Linked DNA regions of Homo sapiens: region 1 is linked to region 2. Evidence: read pairs that join two places in POLR2A ChIA-PET (ENCODE). Cell type or tissue: MCF 10A. All regions are shown on one strand. Each heading gives the region's core, and the rest is flanking DNA. Links, peaks and the distances in the headings are about the cores only. Region 1 has its middle 540 kb from the start of LNCARSR. Region 2 has its middle 400 kb from the start of LNCARSR.

Region 1 (11,084 bases), core at 1,292-9,291, 140 kb after region 2:
GGAAAGATGGCTTAACTTTGGAGAGATGGCTTGACTACAGGAAAGAACTGGCCAGAGACAGCCAGACTGCAAGGGAAGATTACCTGCCCATCCCATCCCCTCTCTAGCTCCCCACTCCACCAAGAGCCTTTTTCCATCACTTAATAAAATTCTCCACCTTCACCATCCTTCAAGTGTCTGTGCAACCTCATTCTTCTCGGATGCTGGATGAGAGCTTGAGGCCCACCAAGTGCAGGTACCCAAAAAAGGCTGTCACACTGGTCCTTTACCCTTGCCAGCAGAGGGGAGCTGCCCCACACTATGAGGCAAGGGGCCCACTGAGCTGATAATACACTGCTGTCCCTAGATGGCAGAGCTAAGAGAGCACTGTAACATGCCTCTGGGGCTTCAGAGGTCACAGGCATCCCCACCTGGGTACCACCATGGGGCCCACATGGAGCCTGCTCCTGCCGGCACCCAAAGTGGCCAGCCAGATCTCACACTTGCTCACTCACATGCTGTCTCCCACAAGGGATTGAGCATCCCAGGCCGAGTAAACAGGACACCCCAGTCTCAAGTCTGTTGAAAGGATTGAGAAAAATCCTGCATCAACTGGAGGGAGGAAACTGTGTGACTAGAGCCCAGGTGCCTGGACCACAGATAGCTTCTGGAACCATGGAGAACTGTGGGGTGGGCTAGAAGGTGAGACAGAGGTGTGGGGTGCCTTAGCCACTGGTGAATGTATCCTGAGCAGAGAGAAAAGGGAAGAAATCAGACTTATACCTTCTTCCTGCCTTCCAGCCTCCAGTCAGTACTCCCCATGCCCTAAAAGAGCCAGAAACTACTTGGTAAGAGAGACTAGGGCCATAGTTTGTGGGGGTCAGATCCCTGTGATACAGTGGAAGAATAGGAACAGCCTGGGAGAGGGTGGAAACATTGGCTGCAGTTCGCCAAAGCATATTCTGCCCACAATCAACAGCCCCGTCACCCCACCTTGCAGCGGCTCTCTTCTTTGTTTACTTGTTTTCATGTATAAGATGCTCTTCATGGGTGCAACATCAGCATGATATTGCCATCTCACTTTAAAAGTTTCCTTTCCACAGAAGTGAAACCATTCAAGACCATTCTACCTAGATGTGTGGTTTATTTCAATGCCAATTTAAAATTATTTTCATAAATATATATATGTATTTGAAATCAGGGAAGAAAAGGAACAAATTTGAGAAGAGAGTGGAGTGCTAACACAAACCAGAAATCCATTACAACATACTTTGCAAATACTGCAGGTGATTAAAGACTTTTAAGGGCAACTACAGTATTATTTACTTGACAGTGGAACTCTTACAGGCTATTATGTAAATACACGTTGATCACATTTTAAAAGTGCATGCTATTTACTATTCGTAAGTGTTGTTAATATGCATTTCATTTAACCCTAAGCAGCCATTTCAGTCTCTTGTGTGAATTTACATTTATGAATGTTTTTATAAAATGCATATTATTTACCCAATAGGCAGCTCTGCCATAAGAAATGCTAGAGCTGATTGCCAATTTAACTTCGCATGAGTTTCCATGCAATTGTTCCTTAGGTCTGCCTGCATGCTTGGGCATCCATAAATAGTCCTTCCCTTCAGAATCCTGCAAGTCAAGACCCATGAGCTGTTCAAATGAAGGGATTTTCTAGTCTGTTTTGGTGGTTCTGGGGATTTTAGTGTCACATAAAAAGAAGCCAGGATATGTCTCATCTTAGAAAATAAAATAAAGATTTCAGCACTGAAGATGGCAGTCTATAAAGTATATGCGTGTAATCACCTTGTTTACTCTGCGAACTGAAGACCACATCTACAAAATAAAGATGAGCAAGCTCTAGACTAAGATACCTAAAATGTAAATTTTCTTCCTCCCTCCTTCTTCTTCCCCTCCTGCCTCCCTTTCTTCTTTCCCTCCTCCTTTCCTCTCTCTCTCTCTCTTCCTCCCTCCTTCTCATCCCTTCCTTCCTTCCTTGCCTCCTTCATCCCTCCCTCCCTCCCTCCCTCCCTCCCTCCCTTCCTTCCTTCCTGCCTGCCTGCCTGCCTTTCTTCCTTCTTCCATGTCAGGATAGAATCTTTCCTGCCCCAGCCATTTAAATTGAAACACCAATGACCCCAGCACCAAGACACATAGACTATATGCAGAATTTACGAGGAGAATACGGATTCCCTGCCAATGCATATACCATACGCAGAATTTACAAATGGAATTTGTTCTGTGACTTTTGTATCCCTCTGCCAGATCAAAGGCATAAACAGGAATCAGAAAAAAAAAATATTAAAGAGCACAGACTAGTGATAATGTTTCTTTGGAGAGAGTCTCTCTAGGCTGAAAGTCGCCACCCCTTCTTTTGGAGGAGGAGTGGATTGGAGTGCCACTTTCTAACCTAAAGCATAAAGGGAAACACTGAAAGCTTTGAAATGTGTTCATATGGGAGAAAAAGACTTGGTGCTGGCCTTAAGACTAATAAAGCAAACATCGATTAAGGAATTGAGGACTGAGGTCTAATTCTCATCCAGGAAATCTAAGGGCGGGAGAAAGGCTACTAAGCTGCTTTGGTGGTAGATCCAGAAGACTTTTGCTCTGCTGAGATGTCCTGCAGTCCTAAAGAGAGTAGGTGTCAGGTTGTTTTGGGTCCTACTTGAGAGTCTGGAGGTATAAATCTGGATGCCTAGGAGCCAAAGGAGGACACAAAAGCAGCCAGCAGACTACAGCTGTATCTGGCCAAGGTTAAGGACAAGAGAGATCTCTAGTAGAGACAGCCATTGAGGAGGCCATGGCTGCATCTCATGCAAGAGTCAACCTTAATCATTCCAGGTCTAGGGAGCTAGAAGTCACCCTGCTGAGTAAAAACTGATCCTCTCACCTCTCTTCCCTTTCCTCATTATTCTATTTATTTATTTATCTTTTTTGACACTAGCAGAAAGTCAATAGTAGCTAGTGATATGGAGAGGATATGAGAGCAAAAAATGTTAAATAGAAGTTTAAGTTATTTGTGATAGATTGTAAAAGCCATATGAAATTGCCATTCTTATAAGTCAACAATTTATAAATATTAGAAATTTTATATGGTCCAGTCTAATAGTCACAATGTATAGCAATGTACAGGCTGATCGACACGAGGAAGAGTAGAAAAGAAAAAGAAATAAGTGAAATTTGGCAGACACTGTCGATTTGTTGATTGGTAACCCAATACTTTCGCAGTATTTCTTTACCTCCTCTCTCCTACAGTTCCTACAGAGTTTGGAAAATAAATTTTATCTTTCCAGCCATTGTCAAGTATAGTCATATGACATTTTCCTGACATATACAGCATAAGCTGGGATCTGTAGATGAACATTTGCTCTCATAATGAAAGGGGTGGATGAGGCTAGCACCATGCTGTCCCTTCTCTCTTCTTCTTGTCTTAGGTATGATGCTGTAGCTGTCAACTGGCTAAAAGGTTAAACATGCTGATCAGAAGGATAGGAAGAAGCTGGGTCCATGATCACATCACAGAGCCATCACACCAGTGCTGGGCTTCCTACCTCCAGACTTTTATTATGTGAAGAAAAAAAAAAAAAAACCACCTTGCATTTACTTAAGCCATGACTAGCTGGGGTTTATGTAACTTTCAGCTGAAAATAAAATGTTCTAATTTATACGGTAGGAAATATGAACATGTATGTGTACATCTACTGTCTCAAGGAATTATCACAGCCTGGATAGTAAGAGTTTCAGTTACAAAATTCTATTAATGAGAGGAAAACTGCTGATTTTATTAGAATCAGTCTTTGTTAGAATCTTCATTAAATACATTAACAGTCTTTATTAGAATCTTCATTAAGTACATTACATTTCTCTGCTTAGTGACTATAGAAAGCACTATTTGGCTTTTAAAAAATGATACTTCAGCCATAACAATGCCAAACATTTGTCCTTCTGAAGATTACTATTAGGTTATATCTTATGAAGTAGCTGCTAGCCACCTGGTTTCAACCAATATAGATGACAATTTAGTATGGTTCAACATACTATATAGGACTGTTGCTACAGGAGTAATAACTTTCCGAGATTTGGCAGCAGCTGTCTGGATCCTGGAACATACTCTGGGAATAACATTTTAACATTTTATTTATTTATTAAATAAAGTAAAATTTGAAGTCAGCTTGTTTTTCTGAAATTTTCTTCTTTTATATGAAAGGAGAGTTTGGCAAAACATTAATTATGGTTTGGGATCCCATAGCAGTCAATATAGTGTACAATAACATTTACAACGCAAATCCTCAATTCATTATTAATTTAAATCTGATCATTGGAAATGGGTTTGTGTGTCTAAATACACACACACAGAGATATATATATATATCACATACATCTTATAGAGAATCTTTTTAGAACAAGTTAATTTTCAGGCATAATTAGAATTTGTTCAAAAACAAGAATTTATAAACCAAATTTTCTAAGCCTATTAAATGCCAGCAATAGTGACAATATCACCATAAGACATTTAGTAGCATTTTAGTGGTTATCTATTAATTTGTATTAGAATACAATAAATATTATTCAAGTGTTTTTTGACAATACACTCAGTTTTAAAAGCTGTCTGGACTGTCAAAAATAATATATTTTATGTGAGTTCTATATAAATTTTCATTGAATTCAAACTTTTAAATAAATCTTCCAATATCTAATGCATCATATTATCAAAGCACAAAAAACCATTATATGATTATAAGAAGAACCTCAGAACTCACTGTCTTCAAATTTAATGGACTCCCAATGCTTTTTCCCCCTGCAAAGACTGTTTTTAAGACATTTCACAGTATTTTATACATTATAAATGGATTCCATTCTTGGCTAAGTAATTCACCTAATGGACAATGGATACAAAAAAGCTGTAACTCCAGGGACATTAAATTGGTTCTTAACTCTGAAAATTACAGCTTTTACAAAAAGAAGAAAATACTAAAAACATGTCTAATGCAACACTGCATCTAATTTTCCACTACCTCCAGATTGTGTCTAAAAGCTCCTAAACTTCTTAATGACACAATATGTTAAAATTGCGTTCCTTTATATTTAGATCTCAGAAAGATCTCACCCATTTTATAACCCTAAGGAGGGCTTACGAGCAAGGAGAGCTTGTGTGTGTGTGTGTGTGTGTGTGTGTGTGTGTGTGTGTGTGTGTGTGTGTGTGTTGGGAGGCAGAGGGAGGAACAAGTGGAAGGTGCTACTTCTATCCCAAGAGACTGTGAATTCTCATACTGAGGTAGGAAACTAACACCCTGTGTGGCATCCTTTTTCACTCACCAAGGTGATTACAAATCCACATTTCCATTTTAAGCACTGATCAATGGTATTTCAGTAAGGGAACAGAAGAGGAACAGAAAAAATTGCTTTCAAGACATACCTAGTATGTCTTAAGCCTTAAGACCAGCTTTTAATTTGATAACACCATTATTCAGATCTGTTTCCATTCCAAGAACATGAGCAATTCTCCCTGAAGCCAAACAATACATTCAAGCAGTCAGAGTAGAAAAATTATTCCACTGAACTGTAAATACAAAATGCTTCACATTTTGTCAATTCACGTGTGACTATAATAAAATACGACCAGTGTCTGAATGCAAACAGTCCGTGAATTGGCACAGATTCTAATAATGCTTACCTTGTAGTTAGTTATTTTATGAGCTATTCTAATTTCAAAGACGACTGTTCCCCACTCCCCTTCACCTCTCCCTTCTCCTAAAGAAATAAGTGGTTCAGAATACTATCACTGTAACATAAGTCCCTCCATCTAATCCTTTTATCTTTTCCTCTACCTTACTTTGAGATTAGTAACTTTCTTCCTCCAAGTAATTATTTTCTTGAGATTTCTCCCACATCTTTGCAAATAGCTAACATAAGAACAGCATGCAGAGATGCCCAGCTGATCACTTGGGTGTTTTACTTTACATCGGTTATTTGTGTTTGAGAAAATAATATTTCATTCTAGTTTTTACTCACTCCCTTTTAAACTACTGATAAATCTATGAGAAAGTCTGTACATCTTTCAGAGAATCTGTGTTTCTTTTAAATCAGCACCCTTTGACCACTTAAGTCAATAAAAACTTCTCTTTTCCTAACAACTTTTATTATTCTAAATTGACTTATTATAACAGAAACTTACCTAGACTGGGCATTTTGGCTGTGTGGATTTGAGCACTTCATCTTTCTTGTAATACATTGATAATGTGCAATTTTTTATGCTAAAGAAAAAAATACATTGCCAGCTTTCATTCCCAACTTCTCTCTTAATTTGCACCTATTCTTTCCTTAAAGGCTGCATGTTACCCTCTAGTCCTCAAGGAGAGCACTTGATTTTCTTAAGAAATTACATATTTCTGTTAGAAGCTTAGTTACCCTGTTCCTCCCTTGATTGGGTCTGTGAGATTTATCACAAGTGAATTTTTCCATCTTGTTCCTTAAAACTTCTTGGATACGTTTCATCATCAATGGCACACACTGCACCTCCGTATTATGCGAGGTAACTGCAGTAAACATTTCCCATCATTTTTACAAACATTATTTATGTGAAAATAGGCCTTACTTTCTCCACATTCTCATGCCCTTTGTCCCCTCCCTGCATTACCTATTATCTGTCATTTCCCAGAATTCTCTTGAATCTAAACATCTGAAATAATTTCACCATCTATCACCACCATCCAACATTTTCACAAAAATCCTGTGAATCCTAACTCCTAAATATCTCTAGAATCTGCTCCAAGTTTTCCCTCTTCCCTATAATTTTATGCACCCATAATGATAACTAATATCGATTACAAAGTTATAGTGCATTAATGTTTCATTATACTTTATTTTATTGTATCAAGTCATTCTTACAGTAGCTACTGGCACTCCTCTACTCTATAGCTAGCTAATTGTTTGAGGTCCCCAAATGAAGGCAGTAATTAACGTTTGAACCTAAGCAGACTGATTTCAGAGCCCATGCAACACAGTGTTCCAGCTTAGACTATTCCAAGATGCTCCAAATTGCGCTTCCAAGCTCTAGTTTCAGCTTCATCCCTTTTCTCCTCCACAGAGCCACTGAGCTGACTTTCTGAAACATGATTCTGAAAAATCATCCGTCTGCTAAAAAAAACTTCAGCAGCTTCCTGTTCTCTACAGGGCACTGCCCACTCTTCTCAGTGAGCATAAAAAGCCTTCTGCAGTCACACCTAACCTCTCCCACATGTTCTACCCCAACAACACCTGCTGCTCCAGCTACTGAAAGATCACCATTCCTTGGAGACATGCCCTTGCATGTCTTTCTGCCCAGAGTCACGCTCTGCCTGCAGCACTTTTCTCTGAACTCACTGCCTGGAGTGCTTCTGCTCAGCATGTGCACTGCTTGTGCACACCTGGTCATGAGCATCGCCTCTTTGATGAAGACTTCCTGAAATGATTTTGCACAAATCACTCTTCCTTCCACTGGGTTGCCTGAGACTTCTGTTCACAACTCTATTAGCGCACATAGATCTCTCTCCCTGATGGTGAACATGTCAAGGAACAGCTTTAAGGTCTTTAAGATCTTTTCTGTCTCTCCAGTGCTTCCTATATAATGTGATTAGTTAATAAATGTTCATCAAATAATGACCAAATCCTTCTCCCCTACCCCTTACCTTTCTAATATTATTTTTTCCTTGAATAAAAATCATAGGCTTAAAGATAATACCCAGGGATCTCTAATAAAAATATTAACTTTTAGCCAGACAGAATTTACACCTTGAGGGATATTTCATAAATTCTTTCCTTGAGTCACTCTTGGTTCCTCTCACTGAGATGTCTGATAATCTCTCAGTTACCAACCCTGCAGCATGGTGATCTCAAAGTGTGCTCTGGGAACCACTGGGGCCCCTGATACCTGGAGGTCTGTGAAGTCACAACTATTTTTGTGGTGATACTAGAAACTTATTTGCCTTTGCACTCTTGTTCTCTCATGAGTGTACAACGGAATTGTCTAAAAGGCTACCTGACGTGTTGATATTCTCAATCTGTTGGCTAATGGAATGTGTGCTTGTACATGCTTATGTTTTAGAAGTTTCTCAGTTTTATTTCCAATACAGTAAATATTAATAGTAGCTATATTCCACATAAAGAAAAGCTCTTTGGGTACTTCAAAATAATTTAATAATATAATAGGGTCCTAAGACCAAAAGTTGAAGAACCACGTCTCCAGTAGTATGCTGGAGAAAATTCTGGCGTGCTAAAAATGACATACAGAGTAGAATCACAATTTCAAAGTTTTCATGTGTATTTTTATTGTATATTATCCATCTTGCAATGCATCCTGAAATTTTTATTTTATCATATTTGAAGAATCTTGTCCAAAATCTACTTTCTGCAAAGCAATGTTGATCGTGACCCAGAATGGTGTGCTTTTATAGGGGATTATAAACTGCTTGATGGTTAGTTCCAGTATCTACCCAGTTATCAAAGTTAAACTGACTTCTCTACAAATATAAGATTTGTGCATTTTAAAAAGTAAGGAAGCACATAAATTTTCTTTCTTCAAGCTCCTAGAGAACTCAGTAATAGTGTCCCATAGTTTTCTTTTATTTATTATACTGATTTCTGAATCAGTCTCTGAAATATTTAATCTGTTTTTTAATGCAACAGGAAAAATTTATAATTCCTAAAGTTTTTTTTCATTTAGTCTAAATCTATAAACCTTTTTCAAGGTTATACCCTTTTCAAACAGCTCCCTTGCATTTTATAATTATGTACATTTTAAAATGAATTATCCTGTCTTTGTGTTCTTATATTTTCTTAAATGTAGTAACAAGAATATGTGAGAAAAAGTCTATTCTAGGATAAGCCTTTATGCCTTCTAATAATCCAGATTTAACATTTATGATTTTTCTTATGTAATTTCTTCTTTCACTAAGGCATACACAAAAAGAAGTGCTAAGAAATTTCTACTTATTTTGACTTCCTAAAAATATCATGCATATATTCATCTTGGCTAATCTTTCTGTATGAGGTTTCAAATAGATTGTGTTATAACATTTTCACTCGAATAAAAATCCTTTATGAGTTTTTACTGAGATATTAAACTTACATGGGACTTCAAATGCTTATGAGGGAGTGTTTGTTTCTTCTCAAGGTGATGCACTATAAAACAGCCTACCTCAAGAGATGATGTGATGAAATTCAACAAAAATAATAAATAATTAGGAAACTTAAACGTCTAATATCTACTGGAATCTCACGGAGCCTTCAAAAAACTGCATTGATTCCAGCAAAAAAGTAACAAAATGAATTTCCTCCCACCATTATCACTCTCACAAACACATCTAACTTTTGAAGATGTAGCTGGATAAGGTAGAAAAAAAAATCTAAAAATCTGATCAAGAAACCACATTGAGATAAGTTTTGTCAAGTTGGAAGCTTCCAGGATTACAGGTAATTCTCGAGCTCATTGCCATGATAGACTCTTTCACACGTAGCTGCCCTTTAGGGCTCTGCAGGACCCCACATAGACACCCTGTTGTTTCTCACATTTTCTTGTAATTTGAAGAGATAAATGGTGCCAGCTGGCTCCTGTTTGACTCAAGGCAACGTGATATTCAGCTCCTCAAAAACTTGGTACACACCTTAGAAAACTTGCCAGAAAGAATGAAGAGCAAGGGGTGTGTGTATTCAACTGGGGAGAGAAAAAGTCTAGAGGAAGAAATACCTGAATCAAGTCGCTGGAGTAGCATTCTTTGGGAATTTAATATGCAAATAAGCAGTAATGCTTATAAATCACTGGGGAACCATACAGGGTTGGACTAAAGCTCAATACACAAATATGAAAAAACAAGTATCTAACATATTTGGAAAAAAATTTACATCAATTTTACTTGGTTAAATCACTCTCATTTTCTCAGTTGGATAGATCCATTGGGGAAAGAAGGTGGCAGAGTGCTATAATTAAAATAAATCTTTAAATGGCTTTTCCTGTAGTAAAATTTATGTTGAAATAAATGAGAATATGTGCAGTTGAATGCCAACAAATAAATAAATGACACTTTTTGAGTGTTTAATGTGTGCCAAGCATTCTTCCAGGGGATTCACATGGAGTAACTAATTTAAATCTCACAAATACTCAATGCTATGGGTAACTATCATTACCTCCATTTCATAAATGAAATGAAGAAACTGAGGCAGAGAGAGTTTTAGTCCTTTTCCAGAGAGCACATGTAACCAGTGGTAGTGCTGGAATTTGAACTCAGGAAGTCTTGCTCCAGGGATCATACCCTTGCTCACTTCCTATTGCCTTGAGACCATGTGTAATGCCAAGGTGAAATTGCTTTGCCACTCTCTCATGACGTGTTTTATATTCTGTAATTGTATATGTTCCAATACTTACTACTTGCAGGTATTCTTTGTTGTTCTCATTTTCACCACTCTGATCCTCTTCCTCCCTGTCTTGAACATATATCAAGAGACCAAGCCTTGTAACAAATTCCACAAGAAATTCAAAGACTAACTCACACATAGCTGGTGGCTAGGAAAACATTTTTTAGTGATTAGATCATAAACTAGTCATCCGTACCATAAAACAAGTTTGCCATCATGTCCTCGTTCATGTGGTAGTTGGTAGTTTTTTTAATGAATACTTAAAAGTAAAGCTGACTTGTTTTCTAATTATAAAAGTATTGCATGCTTACTGTAAAACTCATAGAAAACACTGAAGTGGAAGGAAAAATTCCTAACCTGAAAAATCAGCCACTATTAGCATTTGGTCTGTCTCCACAAAGAAACTTCTAAGAATCAGGACTGTTCAACAGCAGGATTAGGAGTGAGCTTGATATTACTGGAAGCAGACCCCTGGAAGAGAGGGAGACGACTTAGCTCAATTGGTAGGTTACATAATGTCAGTGGAGTACTCTGTGACATTGGATCTTTGGGGGAAAAAATGTCCTGATTTGTAGTGTTGGCCAATTTCCATGGTGTAAATACTCCCCCCGTGGCCAATACCAAGCTATCAACATGCCACTGAATGTGGAGCTGGGATAGGTGAACACTTCAGCTCTTGCAATCTAGTACCAAACCAGACCCAGTACAGC
Region 2 (11,084 bases), core at 1,641-9,640:
ATTCAACCTTATTTTTACCTTATGAGGTATACTTTAAGTTCCACCTCCACCAAGGGGCCATCCTCCTCCCTCCACTCCACTTACCTCTGTCTTCTGTAATATCTGTGGTTTATGTTTTGTAGTTAAGCCATTGATTATAAGCCAGTTTCTATTACTACTTCATTGTTTGCATGCTTGTCTTATCTGACCAACTAAATGGCAATTTCCTTGATGGCAAAGGCACGTTCAATTTTCTCTGTATAACCACAGTCATCTGGTGTGGCAACGAGCACTATGGGCACTGCCTGCATATTTATTGCTTGGTTTGATAATATTGAAGGGTAATTTTAGTTGCTAATTTCAAATTTCTTCTTTCATTTAAGTTTGCAAAAGTTAGAAAGAATATAGTAGCTATCTGAGTTCAATTGTGTCGCTATAACAAAATACCCAAGATTGGGTAATTTGTAATGAACAGAAATGTATTTTCTCAAAATTCTTAAGGCTGAGAAGTTTAAGATCAAGTTGCCGGCATCTTGTGAGGGTCTTCTTGCTGTATCATCACATAACAGAAGGCAGAAAAGCAAAGAGGGACAACGAGAGGCAAAAGGAGGCTGAACCCACCCTTTTATAACCGTGTAATTACTTCTTAAGGGCTCCAACCCTTCACAGTGTTACATCGCAAATTAAATTTGAACCTGCGTTTTGGAGGGGTCAAACATTCAAATCACAGCTCTGCCCTAGCTCAGATCAATTATTTATTTTTAATCCTCACACTCAGTACAAAATGACCTAAAACGTTGACATGGTTGAAAGGTGGGCACCGCACCTGACTAAAATGAGAAAGGAAACAAACTCTGCGAGAGACAGGAACATCTTTCTTTACCACTACTACGATAACAACCACAGCAACAACAATCAGCAGCAACCATAATAATAACTACAACCTTTAATGAGTGCCAGACACAATGCTAAGTGCTTGCATTGTCTCAAATAATTCTTACCTCAATCCTGTAGTTAACTGCTATTCTCCCCATTTATAAACATGAGAAAACAGACTTACAGAGAGAGAGATGAGAGAGAGCAAGAGAGAGAGAAATGAGAGAGAGAGAGATAGCAAGAGAGAGAGAGAAAGGGAGAAACAGAGATGGTGAGAAAGACTACATGAATTTCAGTATTACGTAATTTGGAATTTTGGAGCCAGGATTTGAATTACACCTGAGTTTCCCTCTTATTCTCAAAATTATAGTCCACATTGATTGGTTACCTATCATGAAAATACCTAATATCAAACTTTGCTTTTAGATGCAGCATCATATACTGAAAACAAAACAGGATTTTACAATAAACAGAAATGGGTTAGAAATTTGACTCTCTCCTAGTTGCTTCTGTGTGAACATGGGTATGTTATTCAATCTCCTTGTCCTCAATTTCCTCATCTATAAAATAGGAATTATATTTATATCATAATCCTTTTAGGATAATGAATGTTAATGTATAGAATGTGTTAGCACATGGTAGTTAGTTGTTCAATTGATGGCAATTATTGTTAAAACAACTATCACTCATTATCTTCCTGCCCTCTCCATATCTCAGGCTATCGAGATCTGAATTTTCTGTTCAAATCTCATCTTAAATGACAAATTTTTATGCTAATGTTCATAATTAGGAGGTGACTAATGTCCCTTGCATCTTAATATCTCTTTGTGTTATAGGGTGCTTCTTATATTTTCTCTTTAGTCAATTATATCTATATCTGTGTTCCTTTCTCTCTGAGCTTGCTACTTTTTCAATCTAAAAACTACCTCTTACTTTTCTTCACACTGTCTGCAGCCTTATGTGGTGACTCCCTTAGAGTAGGTCCCCAACAGCATTTGACAACTTTGATTGACACAGCACTGTGTATTTGTTAACTGTCATGTTTGCTGAATGATTTGGAAAAATACAACTTCATGTCCTTTCTGCCATTGGTAGTTGAATCAAGTGGGCAGATGAGCAACACTTTTTAAAATGCCTTTAAAAGAATGAATTTTAAAAATATTCTTACAGTAGGGCTGCGGTTCTCAGTCTTAGTCGATTGAGTTAACACTTGACATGGTTTTTAATAATCAACATTGCTTTGAGTGAAAATGAGTTCCAGTGAGTTAAGGAGAACTTTAATGACCTTTAAAATATTGTATTAAATAAAATATAGGAGTATTGGCATGGCAAGATGATACCGTTTGAAAGTATTTTATAAGGAGAGAAAAAAGAAGAAAGACTGTCCTGGAATCCTGTAAATAGCCAATAAAAATTCACCTTGTCTGTGTATTGTCCTAGGAGACACAATCTCATTTACATTTATTAGAAGTAATGATATCGTGTCCTGCAGATAATTAACACAATAAAATGCTGCTAATTTCATAGTGTCATTATAATATTTGCCGGTTCAAATTAGAAAGTGATTAACCCTCTGAGTGAGGAAATGACATTTCCATTCCCAGTTTGTGAATTAAATTTGAAAGGATGTTTCCTCTAGTTTGAAAATTCAGCTCTTTCCCCATTCTGGTATCTTCTCTTTACCATGCCTTTCCAAGAATGAAGGCTCTGGATTTAGCAAGATAATTTATGACTATTTTGTATCTTAGAAGGTTCAAGCTCTGAAAGAAAGAAAGAAAGAGAAAGAAAGAAAGAAAGAAAGAAAGAAAGAAAGAAAGAAAGAAAGAAAGAAAGAAAGAAAGAAAGACAGACAGAAAGAAAGAAAGAAAGAAGAAAAGAAAAGAAAAGAGAAAGAAAGAAAGAAAAGGCTTGTCTTGGAATAGTAATGAAGCCAATTTACTTTATTTAAGAGAAAGAGTGAAATTAAGGAAGGAAGGGATGAGAGAAGGGAGGAAAAGAGGGAAAGTGAGAAAGAGGAAAGGAAGGAGGAAGAGGGAAATAGTAGTCTCAGATGAGTGTAATTTCATTGAGTAATGAACTTCTTGTTGGTGCATCTAAGTATGAAAATTCTCCATTAACAAGTTGCCTTTGGAATGTGCTTCATTTCAGTTAATGGCAGTTACTCCTTTACATTTGCCCAGACACTACTTTATTCATTTACTGCATATCTCTTCTCCACAACTGATTTTAATTAATTCCTGAAAAAGGAATAAATTCATTAAAGGGAAAAGGTGTATGGTGCCTCATTTTAAATAGTCTTACTCAACTGAAATCCTCTTAAAGAATATTTAATGAGGAAATGATATTGTAAATGAATGAAACCTTGAGTTAATGATAAAATTGCCCAACCTGTTAAGACAACTATTAATTGAATAAATCTAATGCATACATTTATAAAGCTGCTAAAAATATGATGGCATGCCCATATTCCCACCTTCACTCCTGTACTTCCTCTAATGATTCAGGGCTAAAGAGTATATAACTGACATGTGTAGGATGCTCTCTTAAAAAGTAGAAACTCATTTCCAAAGCACTAGAACTTGCTATGTATCTTCAGGGAATAAAAATAATGAGAAATATTCAGAGAGCTATTAAAGACATCATTCTAAGACAGTGGAATTTCACAATTTCCTCTATATATGTGAATGCATCTGTTACTGTTGATTCCTTCTTCACGAAGCTATGCAATTTTAACACTGAAATACCCAAAGGATTTTGTCTTAGGACTTATTAGGTTGCAAGTGACCAAAATTTAACTGGAACCAGTTTTAATACAAAGAAGAAATCTGCTTGGCTATTGGTCCTGGATCCAGGGCCTCAGAAGATGGCATTCAGACTCTGCCTCCCCATCTTTTAGCTCTCCTTTCCTCCATATGACTTTATTCTCAGGCAGATTCTCTTTACATATGACCCTCCCAGCAACAAGTTCATATCTTAGCAGCTAAACAACCCTCATCGAGAGACAGCAAGACCCTAACCTGGTTCTCATTGGTGGAGACTAGATCAGGTATGATGCCCTAACCAACAACTGTCACTCTGACTAGCAAGCCCGAGGGACATGTCCACCCTGAGCAGAAGGGTTAGTCCTACCCAAACCAAGTGACTAAGATTGAGGGACAGGAGATTCTCCAAAAGTGAATGGGACATTATTACCAAAGAGGGGAAAAGGCAAAAACAAGGACTGTTGAGCCACTAAAATTAACTGATACCCAAAGCAACTATCTAGTGTAAACCCATTTTCTGAGAAGACTGACATCTAAAGAGGCTATACATGCATACCTGGCAGTGCCAGAATTCTGGAATCATGCTGAGCTTTAGTCATTCTTCTATCATTCATCTGTGCTTTAGAAAACCGATGGACTAAATGGACTCCACTGTCCTCAATCTGACATCTGGCGACTCTGATTCTGGGTGGAGTATGGGGGCAGTGACTCTGAATGAGCCAGACACCAGCAGCCTTAGTCCCAGCTCCATCATTTAAAAGCCATGTAACTTTGAGAAATTCACTTCTGTTCCTTGGCCTTTAGTTTCTTTACCCATAAAAATAAGAAATTAGTATTAATCAATGGTTTTTGTCCTTTTTATTGGGGTCAAACCTTTTTTACAAATTAAATGTCAATAACCCTCAATTAAGTAGTTCCTGGTCCATGTGTATTTAACTGAGGTATGCTTCTGACTTGGATGCTTTATGAGTGCCTCGCTGTTCAAAAGAACTTGTTCATCAATGACTAGGAAAATTCTTAAAAATGTCACAGCAGCACTCAGTGGGATTGCTACCAGACAATGTTGTAAGTAATATGGCGAGTCATGAATAAAATACCCCATAGAGCATCCCATCCTCCCATCCTTAACCAGATACTCGGCACTCCCATTTGGGACATGGAGTTTATACACCGGGACTGAAAGGTTTTCTGTTAGAGTTGTCATTTGTGCTTTTAGGTAAGCAATTTGTGATTATCAGAAAAGTATCCTTTAGTGGTTCAGAGGGAATTTACCAAAGACTATCTCTGGAACCCCAAAACTCAGAAGGGCTTGTGGTGAGAACATGGGGAGCTAAACTGAGAGAATTGGAGCCAAGTGTCAAGGGTGGGCAGCTTGCTGGTTCTCATTTTCACTGACAGGAAAAAGCTGTCTCTTACATGAGCTCTTTGAGAGTTGACTACCTACAACTGGCACAATGGAATCCTTCACTGCAATTGCCTAGAAACAAATACCTTTTAGATCCCTGGATTTTTAAGTCACGCATGCTTTCCAAGATGCATCCCTCTTGTTTGCGAGTGAGTGCCTGCCTACCATACAAATCAAATGTGGGGAAGGGGGTTCATCTCGCTAATTCCCTCTGTGGAACATTTGGGCTCTTGGGAACTTGTTGGGAAGCCAATGAACCAGATAATCTTTCACATCCCACCAGCTCTAAAGTGTGAAACACAATAAAAAGTCAGCTGTTCTCAAGTTCTTAATGTCCACTGGTGGGCAAGCTGAGAAAAGAATTTTCTCACATCTGAATTTTCATTTACTTAAAGTGCTCTCTTGCTCTCTCTCTCTCTCTCACACACACACACACACACACACACACACACACACAGAATCCTTTATAGTCTAACAAATAACATCCTAACCCACAACCTAAGGTCATCATTCCTTTTTTGCTATTACTAGTTTTTTTCCCTCAGTAACTTTACAAGAAATTAAAGTTTCTTTGCTGTATCTTCTGCTGAAAAGGCAGACTGAGGGAAAGTACATATTTAGATTTGATTTGATTACAGCTCCTGCAAAAACCCTATGTGGAGATCATGTCCTGGTGGTATGTTCGATTGCACAACAGAAGGTAGCAAAACAGGCATTTAAAGCTAGTCCCTGATTTATGGGTGAAATCTTCAGAGTGGGAGTGCCTGGGAGCAGAGGGTGTAATTGTTGAGTGTGCTGATTGGAAAGATAGCAGAAGAGAGAAAACAAACGTCTGGTTGCACAATATTGTTTTAGTGTACTTAAACTGAGATTATTTGGTCCACCGTCAAGGAAACAAATTGCTTAACCTTAATCTATGTAACAATTTCTCCCACACATAGGTGTCATTTCACTATTAAATGAGGTCTTTTTTCTGCAAACTTCAGTCCACAGCCTATCTTGCCTTAACGAGGAGGCTTTGCCTTTTCATCTCCCTGTACCTACATCATGCCTTTTCTCCCCATGAAGGTTTTTCTCTCTGTATTACTGTGCACTTAATTTTATGCAATTTTTTAATGATATTATTTATAGTATAATTGTAGCTTAAAATGTATGTATTCTATTAACTAAAAAAACTTGAAACTTATCTGTTAAGCTGTGCTTACATGAATAAACATTCCATCTTTTATGTGATCCTTGGTTGGAGTTAGGAGGCTAGCTCCCCTAATTTCCCTTTCAAACCAGTGAAAATCTAAAGGAAGGGAAGTTTAAATGATGTATTTACATCTTCACTTTTTTAGACAGCCCTTGAGTACCAACAGCTGTGGTATAATTTCTTTTTTCTTGGAGTTCAGACAAAACTGGTGAATCTGTTAATATATCTTCTTCATGGTTAGTTTTTTCTTTGAGAAAGAAGACCTATGCTATGTACAATATTAAGCATTTTACAAGCATAATTTTATTTATGCCCCCTTTACATATGGGGAAACAGCCTCTAATTTAACTTGACTGACCTAGAATTAGACAGCCAGCATTTGGATTGGGTCGCTCTGACTCTAATGTCCGCACTTGCCCACTGCATCATGGAGCCTTCAGTACAAACCAATTTATTTTTAGTATGCCAAATTTACATGAACATTCAGAAAGGGTATTGACTTAAATAGGGTGAGGCTGACTCAAGTATTACGTAAGTGCTGATTAATATCTACCAGTCATGTGATCACCAGACGCATCGTTTCCCTACTTGGAGCCTCATTTTTCTCAATAGTGAATTGAACAAAGCTATAAGATGTCTTCTAGTGCTAACAATCCAACAATGTGTTATTTGATGGAAAGTTTCAGCTTAGACTCCTATAACTAACTGTATAGGAATCTAAAACTGAAAAAGAAAATATGTGAATTCAAATCCTCATGAGTTTATAAACCTAATCTATATTAAGATAATAAGAAGACTCCACTTAGAGAAACAACAGCCAGAAAAAAAGGGCAGAACCCTGTGTGTACCTTAATTTGCTACATAAACTTCTCCCCACCCCCAGGGGCAAGTTTGAGAGTGAAGGGCAAGATAGTATCATAAGCGTTTGCAATGATACAAAGAGCCAAAGATTTTTCATTTATTATTTCACCTGGAGATATTTTTCTGCTATCATTGATTTAGCTGCATTTATTTCTGCTTATTGTCCTCTTCTTGGATCGCATTAAACCTTAGCTAACATACAACTCAAACAAATCAAGAACAAAGGCTTTTGTAAAAATGTTGTAACCATTTCAACTGGGGAACACGCCTGAGTCAGTGCAGCAGGCTGCCAAGCCCGACAGTGGCTTAGTAGCTACTGCTCTGGAGCACCTGACCCTGGTGGCTACTGTTCCAGGTCCTCCTACCTTGATGAGGTTTTAGGGATGTGGTTGATATAAAATCCAGCAAGTTTTGCCTGTCGACAGGGAACATGACAGGGTACACAGTTGATAGGTTGCAAAAGGGGAAAACAATGTGAACATGGTATTTCTTTTTCTTTCTTTCTTTCTTTTTTTTTTTTTTTAAATATTTTTGAGATGGAGTCTCACTCTGTCACCTAAGCTGGAGGGCAGTGGTGTGATCTCAGCTCACCACAACCTCTGTCTCCTTGGTTCAAGCAATTCTGCTACCTCAGCCTACCAAGTAGCTGGGATTACAGGTGTCCGCCACCATGCCCAGCTAATTTTTGCATTTTTAGGAGAGACAGGGTTTCAGCAGGTTGGCCAGGCTGGTCTCAAACTCCTGACCTCAGGTGATCTGCCCGCCTGGGCCTCCCAAAGTGCTGGGATTACAGGCATGAGCCACCGCACCCAGCCTGAACACGGTATTTCTAATTTTCCTGGATGTGATTAGATGGAGGTTTCCCTGGTGGGAGGAGTAGGCTAAAAGCCCTAAGTAATAGGATGATTAGAGAGATGCAGAGAAATATTTAGGTGGCTACAGGAATTGTTCTAGAGAGAGATGGGCAAAATTTAAAATGTGGCAATGACAATGAGAATTGAAAGAAAAATGAGCAGATAAATTTTTTTTCTAAAGCTGAATCACTGGATATGGAGGTCAATTATACAAAGAAGGTGAGAAAGAAGGCAGGATCAAAGATGTCTCTGAGGCTCTTGGCTTAGACCACTGAGAAGAGGGTGGTGCTGTGGTGTAAGAGAGGGGAAGCAGGAGGAGGAGCATGTATAAGCGACATCTAATGGGTTCAGTTTGGTAACATGTTGACTCTGTAGTAGCCGCTGGTTATCAAAGCAGAGATATGGAGTGGGCAAGAAGTCTGAACTAGCAATATAAAATTTGGATGTCACTAACATATAGGTAGCAGAAGCTACAGATATGGGAGAGATCCTCCAGGAATGCTAAGTAGACTGAAGCAGGAGAAGGTTTGAGGATAGGACTCTGAGGAATACCAGTTTGTTAGATGTGGGCAGAGGGAAAGGTATCTGCAAAGAGAAATAAAGAATCACTAGGAGGTAGGAGGGTAAGGGAAGGCAAAGATCAAGAGAGCTTCAAAAAGGTGAAGAGTCTAACGATGAAGAAAAGCCCAGAACAGGAAGCTGAGTGAAATTAGACAATCTTCACCAATTTTTCAACTTTGACTGTGGACAAGGTTATTCAAGTGCATAAAAATAATGTGATACATGGTGTAGTAGAAAGACGATTGACCTTTCCTTTCCCACCTCTATGGCCTTGGGCAGGTCCTTTAAGTAATTGGAATCTCATATTCACATCTGTAAAATAGGAGCCAAATTAACATTTTTGTGTTTAGAGGACTGATATAAGAATATACAAATGAAATAAACATATTTGCACTTGGCAATATGAAGCAAATGCAGGATAGACATCTTGGTGATTATTGACATGGTGTACATGTGTGTATGCCTAACTTAGGACATTTTTAAATGACTTACTTCTTGCTGATATGAAGTATGAGCTCTCTAAAAATAGGTATTACTTTTTGGTAACATATATATCATCTGGTAGATGCCGAATACTTAATTAAAACTTTCCATGATGATAACCATTATTAGAATGAATAAACCAAACTCTAAAGTAAAAGCTTAATTGCCAGGCTGTCTGAAAAAAATAAGTTAAATTTGGCTTTTCACATCCTAAGCAGGTATTTGGCAGCAAATATTTCCATTCAAAAAGAGAATAATGTACACTGTGAAGACTTCCAGAAAAGCAGTGCTCCCCCATTCAGAAAGAATACAATCTTTTGCAGCTGTTTCTAGATTCCAATCCAATTAAAGCTCTACTTAAATTGTTCTCTCCTAATTCTTGATTGATATGGAATGCAATAATGCCTGGCAATTGTCCATAGTAGGGATTAAAGGTAATGGATTTCTTAGAATCCCATTCCTTACCTATAATGAAAATATCACCCACCTATCTCATACAAGCAAGATGCTAAATTAGCCAAGAAGATCTTGGCAGCATTTGCAGAAATGGGTAAAAACCAGTACCGGAAGCTGTGGCTTGCTAACTGCTTTGCATTCTTCATTATGGGTGAGCATTGAACACACACGTATTCCATAAATACTGATTCTTGTATCTAAAGAAGGTATAGCATCTTCCTCAGATTCCATGTCTTTACTCACAGTCACTAAGTCTAAGCTTGGAGAAAGTAAGAGTTATCATTTTTCTACCATGATTGGAGAGTTATTTATTCAAACAACCTGGTAAAAATAAGTAACTCTAACTTTTTAAATACCAAAACACAACAGTAGCTTAAATGTGCAAAGTATCAAACCATGCTTGATTTAAGGTCTTACCTCTGGTTTCTTATTTAATGACGCTTCCTTCCTGACTTGAGCAATATCAGACACAATCACAGAGGTAATAAAAACTCACAGGAAAGAGTAAACGGTGAGATATTTAGCTTCTGGGATGGGACTCTGAATCTATACTGTATTCCTAATCTATCAAAAATAAAATAAAAAAGAGAAGGGAAAGAAAAGAAGAAATAAAGAAAATAAAAATGCCGAGATTAATTGGAAAATTTGCAAAATTAACATACCGCTAAGGAGAGACAATAACTAAAAGCCGCTGTTGGGGCTTCTGGAGCACTAATGAATACTTATTGAGACCTTTTAATGTTCTTGGAATGAGACCATCACATTACATGATTATTTCTTAAAGAAATTCAGCTGTTGCTTCTAACTGTTTTAAAATAGTTCCTGAAGAGTTCCTCAGTGCTAGGCACTCTGCCATGTGCTCTGCATACAGAAATCAACCAGACGTTTGTTTGATTTATCACCATTATGTAAAGCTGTGGGGTGTGCAGCATAAGGAAGGGAAGGGTAAATTCGGTACCTGAAAGTCTTGTGATGGGTAATCTACAGCACTCTGGAGAGTTAAGTTCCATGCTAGGTTGTCAACCATTCTAAATGAAAGAACAATCAACTCCAATGAAAGAACTTGAAGAATGTACCTGATACTTTTCAAAGGAGTAATAAAGTGAGTTTTAAGTAAGGGGAGTAGATAGTATACATATATTTTCATGCTCTGAAAAAATCCTTTTAAAAGCATGTCTTCTTCACTTATTTGTAAATAAGCAAACTGATTCAGGGTTTTAAGTAACTTGCTCAAGTTCCCACAGTTGTGTGTGGCTTTTTCAACCATAACTATTTTGATTTCAAACGAATGAAAGAAACTTGGCTTAAAACATATCAGGTAGAAGGAAGACTAGTTGTTTACTTAACCAAACTACGAAAAGAGTGGAAGTGCAGCTGGTCCTCAAGGATGACTAGAATCAAGTTCAAATGCTGCCAGGAGTCCCGCCCTCGGCCCCAATTTCTATTATTTCTGGCTTCATGCTTTCATGCTGCTCTCCGTCCTTGGAGTTAGAAACATGGCTATTTGACAACTCAAGTTCGCAACTCCAAAAACCACCTCGGTGTCAAGTTAAAATTTTCTTAAGGAAATGCAGTGATTGGTTCAACCTGGATTTGGTGCCCATCCTTGGACCAAACAATGATCCAGGGTGCTGGGTTATAAGTGAACCACT

What was found. Peaks named below come from ENCODE experiments on the same cell type or tissue, not always from the same donor. Only the 100,000 strongest peaks of a DNase experiment are listed, where the experiment ranks them.
Region 1: POLR2A ChIA-PET joins it to region 2 with 11 read pairs; 2 of 35 experiments call an interaction of 5 or more read pairs at or near these places.

The regions. Positions count from the first base shown.
Region 1 is chr9:79,022,702-79,033,785 of GRCh38, reverse strand. No RefSeq gene overlaps it. Among named protein-coding and RNA genes, the nearest start is that of LNCARSR, 540 kb to the left of the region's middle. RefSeq lists enhancers at 6,643-7,842, 10,144-11,084. In MCF 10A, for the core only: no CTCF peak of the experiment used is centred there; a DNase peak (open chromatin) is centred at 7,275.
Region 2 is chr9:79,160,877-79,171,960 of GRCh38, reverse strand. No RefSeq gene overlaps it. Among named protein-coding and RNA genes, the nearest start is that of LNCARSR, 400 kb to the left of the region's middle. In MCF 10A, for the core only: no CTCF peak of the experiment used is centred there; DNase peaks (open chromatin) are centred at 5,790, 6,740 and 7,360.